Regions from separate parts of the Mus musculus genome. Here all the other regions are linked to region 1. Evidence: chromatin loops called from intact Hi-C (ENCODE). Cell type or tissue: left cerebral cortex. All regions are shown on one strand. Region 1 overlaps Ece1 (endothelin converting enzyme 1). Region 2 has its middle 17 kb from the start of Ece1. Region 3 has its middle 30 kb from the start of Rap1gapos.

Evidence for each region. A loop is a pair of places that touch in the nucleus more often than their neighbours do. Peaks named below come from ENCODE experiments on the same cell type or tissue, not always from the same donor. Only the 100,000 strongest peaks of a DNase experiment are listed, where the experiment ranks them.
Region 2: a loop joins it to region 1, with 8 times the contacts of the local background. A loop is called at or near these places in 40 of 42 quality-filtered maps.
Region 3: a loop joins it to region 1, with 3 times the contacts of the local background. A loop is called at or near these places in 5 of 42 quality-filtered maps.

Annotation. Positions count from the first base shown.
Region 1 is chr4:137,951,809-137,954,308 of GRCm38, forward strand. All of the region lies in intron 14 of Ece1 (endothelin converting enzyme 1), which reads left to right. Among named protein-coding and RNA genes, the nearest start is that of Eif4g3, 40 kb to the right of the region's middle. In left cerebral cortex, a CTCF peak has its summit at 1,222 (motif pointing left); DNase peaks (open chromatin) are centred at 1,222 and 2,107; H3K27ac peaks cover 655 bases.
Region 2 is chr4:137,843,607-137,846,106 of GRCm38, forward strand. No RefSeq gene overlaps it. Among named protein-coding and RNA genes, the nearest start is that of Ece1, 17 kb to the right of the region's middle. In left cerebral cortex, a CTCF peak has its summit at 1,272 (motif pointing right); a DNase peak (open chromatin) is centred at 1,283.
Region 3 is chr4:137,674,998-137,677,497 of GRCm38, forward strand. It overlaps a transcript of Rap1gap not described here. Among named protein-coding and RNA genes, the nearest start is that of Rap1gapos, 30 kb to the right of the region's middle. In left cerebral cortex, CTCF peaks have their summits at 1,314 (motif pointing right) and 1,978; DNase peaks (open chromatin) are centred at 749, 1,316 and 1,895; H3K27ac peaks cover 2,067 bases.

The sequences.
Region 1 (2,500 bases):
CAGAGTGGTCAGCACCCCGGAGCCGAACAGAGCCGGCTTCCTGTCGCACGCAGCATTGCTGATTCAGCAGCCGTCAGAGCTTGCTTCTCCTTCTTGCCCGTGGGAAGGAAAAAACATGGTCTTGGATCATTGGGCAGGGCCCCCATGTGGTCCTCAATTCCCCATGAACAAAAGTGGTGGCTTTTCCATAGGGGTTTGAAGAAGATTCCGGATGGGCCCCAGCCACTCGAACTGCTGAACCAAGCTGTACCACAGCAGGAGCACCTGAGGGCCTTTTTCAGAGACACAACCTAGGTGCCGGGGTGTGGCCCAGTTGGTAGAGTGCTTGCCTTTTACCTGCAAAGATCTAGCCTTGATCCCCAACCGTGCAAACAAACCCCAGAGCCTCTTAAATCAGAATAACCAGTAGGGAGACCCAGTGTCCGTCTTCCACTGTCTTTGAGGATGGGGTTTTAGCATGTTGTCCAGGATTGCCTTGAACTCCTGAGCTCCACTGCTCCTCCTGCCTCAGCGTCCCCAGTGCCTCACAGTGAGCACATGCCGCTGCACACAGCTTTGGGTGTGTTAGTATTTTATTTAGTAAGAAAAAAAGTGCTTGCTATAGAAGTATGGAGGCACTGTGATCTGTCACGTCGGTGCAGGCAAAGGAGACAAGACCCCGGAGCTTGTCCCACCTGCCGGCCTAGCCAAGCTGGCAAGCTCCAGGTACCATGAGAGATCTTGCCTCAAGAAATTGAGATGGACAGCAGTAGAGGAAGACACTCAACAATGACCTCTGGCCTCTGCACACACGTGTGCACACATGTGCATATGCCACACTCACAAATAAATAACACTCAAGCATGCACCGCACACAAACAAAGATAGATAGATAGATGGATGGATGGATGGATAGATAGATAGATAGATAGATAGATAGATAGATAGATAGATAGATAGATAGATAGATAGATAGATAGATAGATAGGACAGACAGACAGACTCACTCTAGCTAAGCATGTATATAATACTCATGGGTAGAGAACTTGCCTGGTGTGAATGAAGCCCTGGGTTCCGTGCCCTGGTCGCAAAACAAAAACAGCACAAAACAAACAAACAACATCTCTTCAGAAAAGTCAGACGCCCTCTCAGCTCAGTGTTCCTCAGATTAACTTTCTGACTCCAAAACATCTTTTGCAGAATTTGTAACCTAGGTGATGACAACTCCCCTTTGCCTCTGGCGCCCTCTTGTGGACAGGAGATTCAGACACCTGTTTCCTCTAAGCAAAAGATGGGCTTCAGATGGGCACAGGCAGGGCTGCCAATTCATCTGAATTTTTTTTAAAGATTTATATATTTATGTATGTATGTATGTATGTATGTATGTATGTATGTATTTATATGTATGTGAGTACACTATAGCTGTACAGATGGTTGTGAGCCTTCATCTGGTTGTTGGGAATTGAATTTATGACACATCTGCTCACTCTGTGGGTGGTTGTGAGCCACCACGTGGTTGCTGGGATTTGAACTCAGGACCTTCGGAAGAACAGTCAGTGTTCTTACCCACTGAGCCATCTCTCCAGCCCAAAGATTGATTGGTTGATTGATGGATTGATTGGTTTTATATAAGTGAATGTTTTACAGATCGGTTTAGCTGACTTGAATTAACATACAATTCTTAGCTGTCTACTTAGATTAATTTATATTTCCTGCTTTTGGCTTTGTTTCCCACAAGAATCAGCTTCACTCTAGGGCTAGCTGGCATTATCAGTTCCTCTTCCTCTTCTTCCTCCTCTTCTTCTTCCTCCTGACCTCATTATCCTCCTGCCTCAGCCTTCTGGAGTTCTTGTGACATTCAGCAGTTACTGGATGCCGGTTGCATGCCGGATTCTGTCCATTTGATTTCACTGATTTATCTCATCCGATCTTCTGAGTCCCTCTTGGTCTGGCTGCCTCTCTTGGTGTGTGGCTCCTCGTCTCGGCATTTCTTCTAGGCTCTGCCCCACAGTTACCTGGCAACCTTTACAATGTTTTTCATGACATAGATGAGTATTTTGCCTGCTTTTCTGTTTGTGTACCGTGTGCATGCCTGGTGCCCACAGAGGTCAGAAGAGGGGTCAGATGCTCTGGATCGAGAGACACAGATGGTTGTGAGCTGCCATGTGATAATGAGAACCAAATCCAGGTCCTCTGCCAGAGCAACAAGTGCAGTCAGCAGTGGTGGTGCACGCCTCTAATCCCAGCACTGGGGAGGCAGAGGCAGGCGGATCGGAGTTGAGGTCAGCCTGGTCTACAGAGTGAGTTCCAAAGTTTTGGAAAAACAAACAAACCAAAAATGTACAAAAAACAAGAAAGAAAAGAAAACAAACAAAAAAGTGCTCTTAACTGCTGAGCCATCTCTCTAGCTCCCATGAATCTTTTCTCGGTAGGTAGATAATTGAGTGGATGATAAAAACAGAGGTATTGATAAAAACAGAGGTTTACTGTTTTCAGGACCAGCTCTGGGGGTGGAATCAGC
Region 2 (2,500 bases), 110 kb before region 1:
TTTGTTTTGTTTTGTTTTGTTTTGTTTTGTTTTGTTTTGTTTTGTTTTGTTTTTTCGAGGCAGGGTTTCTCTATGTAGTCCTGGCTGTCCTGGAAATCACTCTGTAGACCAGGCTGGCCTCGAACTCAGAAATTCACCTGCCTCTGCCTCCCAAATGCTGGGATTAAAGGTGTGCACCACCACGCCCGGCTTCAGGTTTATTCTTGTTTTATGTCAGTTTGAGTTGTTTGGTTTTGTGATGACCAGCAGGCCCTTCAGTTTTTGAGATAAGGTCTCACTATGTAACCCGGGGTAGCCTTGAACTCAGCACCTCTGAGTGCTGGGATTGCAGGTGTGGAAGGGGATATGTTTAGGACAGAGAAGTACTTTCTCCAGAACTCACCATCCTTCTGTCTCAGCTTCCTGGAGATCTTAGGTTCTCGGCTTCCAGAGTCACTCAGGGACAAGACTTTTTGTTTTAAAACAGAATAGCCAGCCGGGCGGTGGTGGCGCACGCCTTTAATCCCAGCACTTGGGAGGCAGAGGCAGGTGGATTTCTGAGTTTGAGGCCAGCCTGGTCTACAGAGTGAGTTCCAGGACAGCCAGGGCTACACAGAGAAACTCAGTCTAGAAACATACACTCCTCCCCCAAAACAAAAAACAAGCAAAAACCAGAATAGCCACCAACAGAGGGATTTCTAGTTTGATCTTCTTTTTTTAAAAAAAGATTTATTTATTATTATACATAGGTACACTGTAACTGACTTCAGATGCACCAGATCTCATTACAGTTGGTTGTGAGCTACCATGTGGTGGCTGGGATTTGAACTCAGGACCTTCAGAAGAGCAGTCAGTGCTCTTACCCGCTGAGCCATCTCTCCAGCCCTTGATCTTATTTCTATATTTAGAAGCAAAAAAACAATCAACCAAACAAAAACAGTTGGGGACTGTATGTGGTAGCCTATGTTGTTAATCCCAGCACTTGGGAAGCAGAGGCAGGCAGATCTCTATGAGTTCAAGGCCAGCCTTATCTACACAGTGAGTTCCAAGCCAACCAGAATCAGCGCTACCTTGAGTGTGTGCACACACGCATGTGTGCGTGAGCATGTGCGTGCATGTGTGCGTGCATGCTGTATCCGTGTTTGGGTGGATAGGGGTATGTCTGATGTCCTCTTCTGGCTCTGTCACTTTCCACCAGATACCTAGAAGTTGCTTCCATCCTCCCTTTAGGAGCATGTCCCCTGCTCTCTAATGCCTTTAACCGAGTTCACTTCAGGTCGCCACCAGAGGGCAGCCATGCTCTATGCCAGCAGCCTGTCGGCCATCCCTGCCGCTCAGTGTGGGTTTCTTCCTGGACTCTCAGACCTGGAAAGGGAGAAGAATAGGAAGCCAGAAAAAAAAAAGAGACCAAAAAGTGATTCCCGTTTGTTAGTTTGTTCTCTGAGACAAGGTCTCGCTGTGTAGCCTGCACTGGCCTGGAGCTTGCTAGATAAAGCAGGCTGGCTTTGAACTCACATAGTTCCTCTGCATCCTGAGTGCTAGAGTTAAAGGCATCACCCCAACTTGCTTTATTATTATTATTATTAATTATTATTATATTTATTTTAGTTTTTCAACAGGGTTTCTATATGTAACAGCCCTGACTGTTCTGGAACTCACTTTGTAAACCAGGCTGGCCTCGAACTCCAACTTGATATTTTAGGGAGACACTTCTACCCAGACATGTGGGAAATTTCCTGGCTTTTTCCTCTTCCCTCTCATTCGTTCTCCAATGTCAGTGTTTTCTTTGCTTAAGGGGGAGGGTTTGGGTTCAGATTGACTTGAAAATCTGTAGTAAAAGATGACTTTGATCGCCACAGCCTCCTGCCTCCACTTGCCAAGTGAGGAGATTAGAGACATAGACCACCAAGTGTGGACTCACCTATAATTTTAAGCAAACAACATGATGTCCTTGTGACGCCATTGCCACAGCTGAGTTTCAGAACCTTCGCCCTGCAGATACCTTGGACTCCTTCCCAGTCACTCCCTGGCCCTCTCTGGTTTCCCTCTCCACACCTAGGCCACCCCTGTCTCTACAGACTTACCTATTATTAGAGACAACTGAAAGCTGTTAATTACATTTTTATTTACCAGGGGCCCCTCATTTACCACAGTGTGCATGTGCCAGTCAGAAAGCAACTTGGGAGAGTCACTTTTCTCTTTGTGGGTCCCAAGAACCAAACCCCTGTGGTTCAGCTTGGCGGCAAGCACCTAAGTGCTGAGCCATCTTGCTGTCCATCCGTTGCTCCTTGTGTAAACTCACTTAGAGGCATCTGCTCATCTGGTTTATTTCTCTTCATGTAACATTTTCAAGGGCCGTCTACATTGGAATGTGGATCGATACTTCATGCTTTTTCATGGCTGAGTAATATTCCATTTGATGGACAGACCACCTGTTCACTATGTATTAATAATGAGACATGGACATTTGGTACTTTCTATCTGGGGGCTATTGTAACTAAGATTGCTAGAGATGTGTGTG
Region 3 (2,500 bases), 280 kb before region 1:
GTGTTCTGATAGGGATAAAACTTCCTTCCCTTTCTTTCTGTTCAGAGCTGGCCTAGGACATCATTATGAGCCCCTATCTCAAGGGAGGCTGAGAGTCAGGCTGCGAGGTGCAGGATCTCCAGACATCCCTTCACTCTCTGCCTCACCCATAATGGCTGCCTCTCTCCTGTTATTACGTCAGCCATAGACTACCTTTGAGTGTTCGTGGTGTACCTGACCTCCCCTTGAGAGAAGTGGGGCAGGACCCAGCGGGTGCACCTGCTGCTATTGGTATAAATAACGACCCCATGCAAGCCCTTGATGGCACCGGGCATTGCCGCTTCCCCGCATCAGCCTCCAGTCACGTGAGCCAGGCCCCTGCTCAGTGTGGCTCTTGCGTCTGTGTTCCTACCCACAGTGGATCCTGCCTTGCCCTGGGTCCAGGCTTTGTGTCCAGGCTGTGTGGCTGTGCTTAAAGAACTGTGTCTGGATGGCAGGTGCCTACCAATCAGCATGTATCTATTAAGCACCTACTGTGTGTCTTTCAAGGCTAAAGTTTGACCAAATAGAGAAACCCTGTTCCTTGTGAGGAGTGTGGGGCTCCAGCACCATTCTTTCCAGCCTGTGAGGACCGGAGCAGAATAGCTGCTTTCTTTTGGAAGGTAAAGTGAATGCGTCATGGAGTGTGTGTAGCCATTTATACCCCGACTCTCAGGCAGGCCCTTCAGCTCCCTAGAGCCTGGGTTTCCTGGCCTGTGGAATGGGAACAGCCGTTTGACCTAATTAACTCGATGGCAAGATATGTGCTTGGCACAGGGCCACGGTAGTGGGTAGCTACTGTTGTTTTGGGCTGGAGCGTGAATGATGGGAGTGAGGTTTTGAGGAGCACACAGGGGAGTCTTTGCCAGCCTCAGTTTCCCCATCAGCCATGATAGATACACTATTCTTGCATGATCTAGCTCCTGGGCCTATTATGAAGATCACAGAGGCTACAGGATGCGTAGGTGAAGCTTAGCAATCCTCTCAGAGGAACGAAGGGTGGAAGGAACAAGGTAGGCGGCAAAGCAGGTGCCACCATTGTGGCACGCAGGTGTGCCATTGTGGCCTAGAGAGGCACAGTCTATTGGCGAGGGGAGGCTGTGGGGCCGCCTCCACACCAGGGAAGGAGGGAGGGAGTGTGGCACAGCGGGGTTTGAGGCGCTGTCTCTGGAGGCTCAGGGTCCCCACCCTGAGAGAGCCTGGGGGGTGAGGGGGGTTTGCTGGGGTTGGGGCGCTGTCCCTGGTCCTGGAAAGCTGCCTGCGCTAGACTGCAATTCCACCAACGGCCAGATGAGGGAGCCAGGGACCGCCTCTGACTCCTAAACTGCGTTCGGAGACTTCTAAGAGCAGTCTTCATTTCCAGATTTAACACTCCTAGATAATAAGCCTGCCCAGCTCATTTCAAAAGCCAATGACATTTCACCACAAGGGAACCAAACAGTGCCCCACTTTGGGTGAATGCCCTGGCACGACCACACCGCAAGAGTCACAGAAGAAACCAAACCCTTAGTATTTCTGACAGAGACACTTTCCCATTAACAGTAGAAAAATCTTACCATGCACCTGACCTCCAGCTCAGGATGTCTCCAGCAATTGAACCTCAGAAAATTTCATTATGGATTAAAGCCACATCAAAAAGAGACTCACGGGGCTGGGGCTTTTAGCTCAGTGGTAGGCCAATTGCCTGGCTTGTTCAAGGTCTTGGGTTCCACCCAACTCCAGCATTGTAGCAAAACAAGAAAAATCACAGATCAATACTGATGTATGAAGTACTTGGGGGCTAGGTCGGCTTAGCAGGCTGTGCCCACGTGCAGGGCGGGGCAGCCTGTGTGAGGGAGCCTGCCTCAGCAAGACTCTCCATGAATAGCTCTTCTGGCTGCCACCCTCTGAATGGCTGTGGTGACTCTCAGTAATTGCTAAATTAAAACCACCCTCTGGTATTTCCCTAATGCTTCCTGGAGGCGGAGTTGTCCTCACTGAGAACGGTAGCCAGGGTGGGGGCTTCGTGGCTCTGAGTCCCAGACTGGCCAGCTGTGTAGAAGGGGAGGCAAGAGTAGAAAGGGGCTTGTCCTGGGAAATAGCAAGTGATTCACAAACCTGGGTCTGAGATCCAGGTCTCCTGACCAAGGGACCAGGGCTCGGTCAGCTTGCTGCCCCAGCAGGTGTTCTGTGGGTGCCTGCCTGAGCTTTGACCTACATCCCTGAAAATGAACAGGGAAGGATCACGTAGCAAAGATAGTGGAGGAAGGTGCCTGGGTCCCTGCCTTGACCTCCCCTCTACTCTCCTCAGGGGTGCCATGGTTGGCTGCACACATCTCTGACCCACAGAAGTCATTCTCTACACCTTCTCGTTTCTTCTCCACAGTTTTCCGGGTGCCACGTAAGGTGGGCGGCCATGTGTGTATGTATACATGTCTGTATGCACACCGGATAAATGTAAGGTGACCACAGTTAAAGGTGTGATTTCAGCGCACGGGCCTGT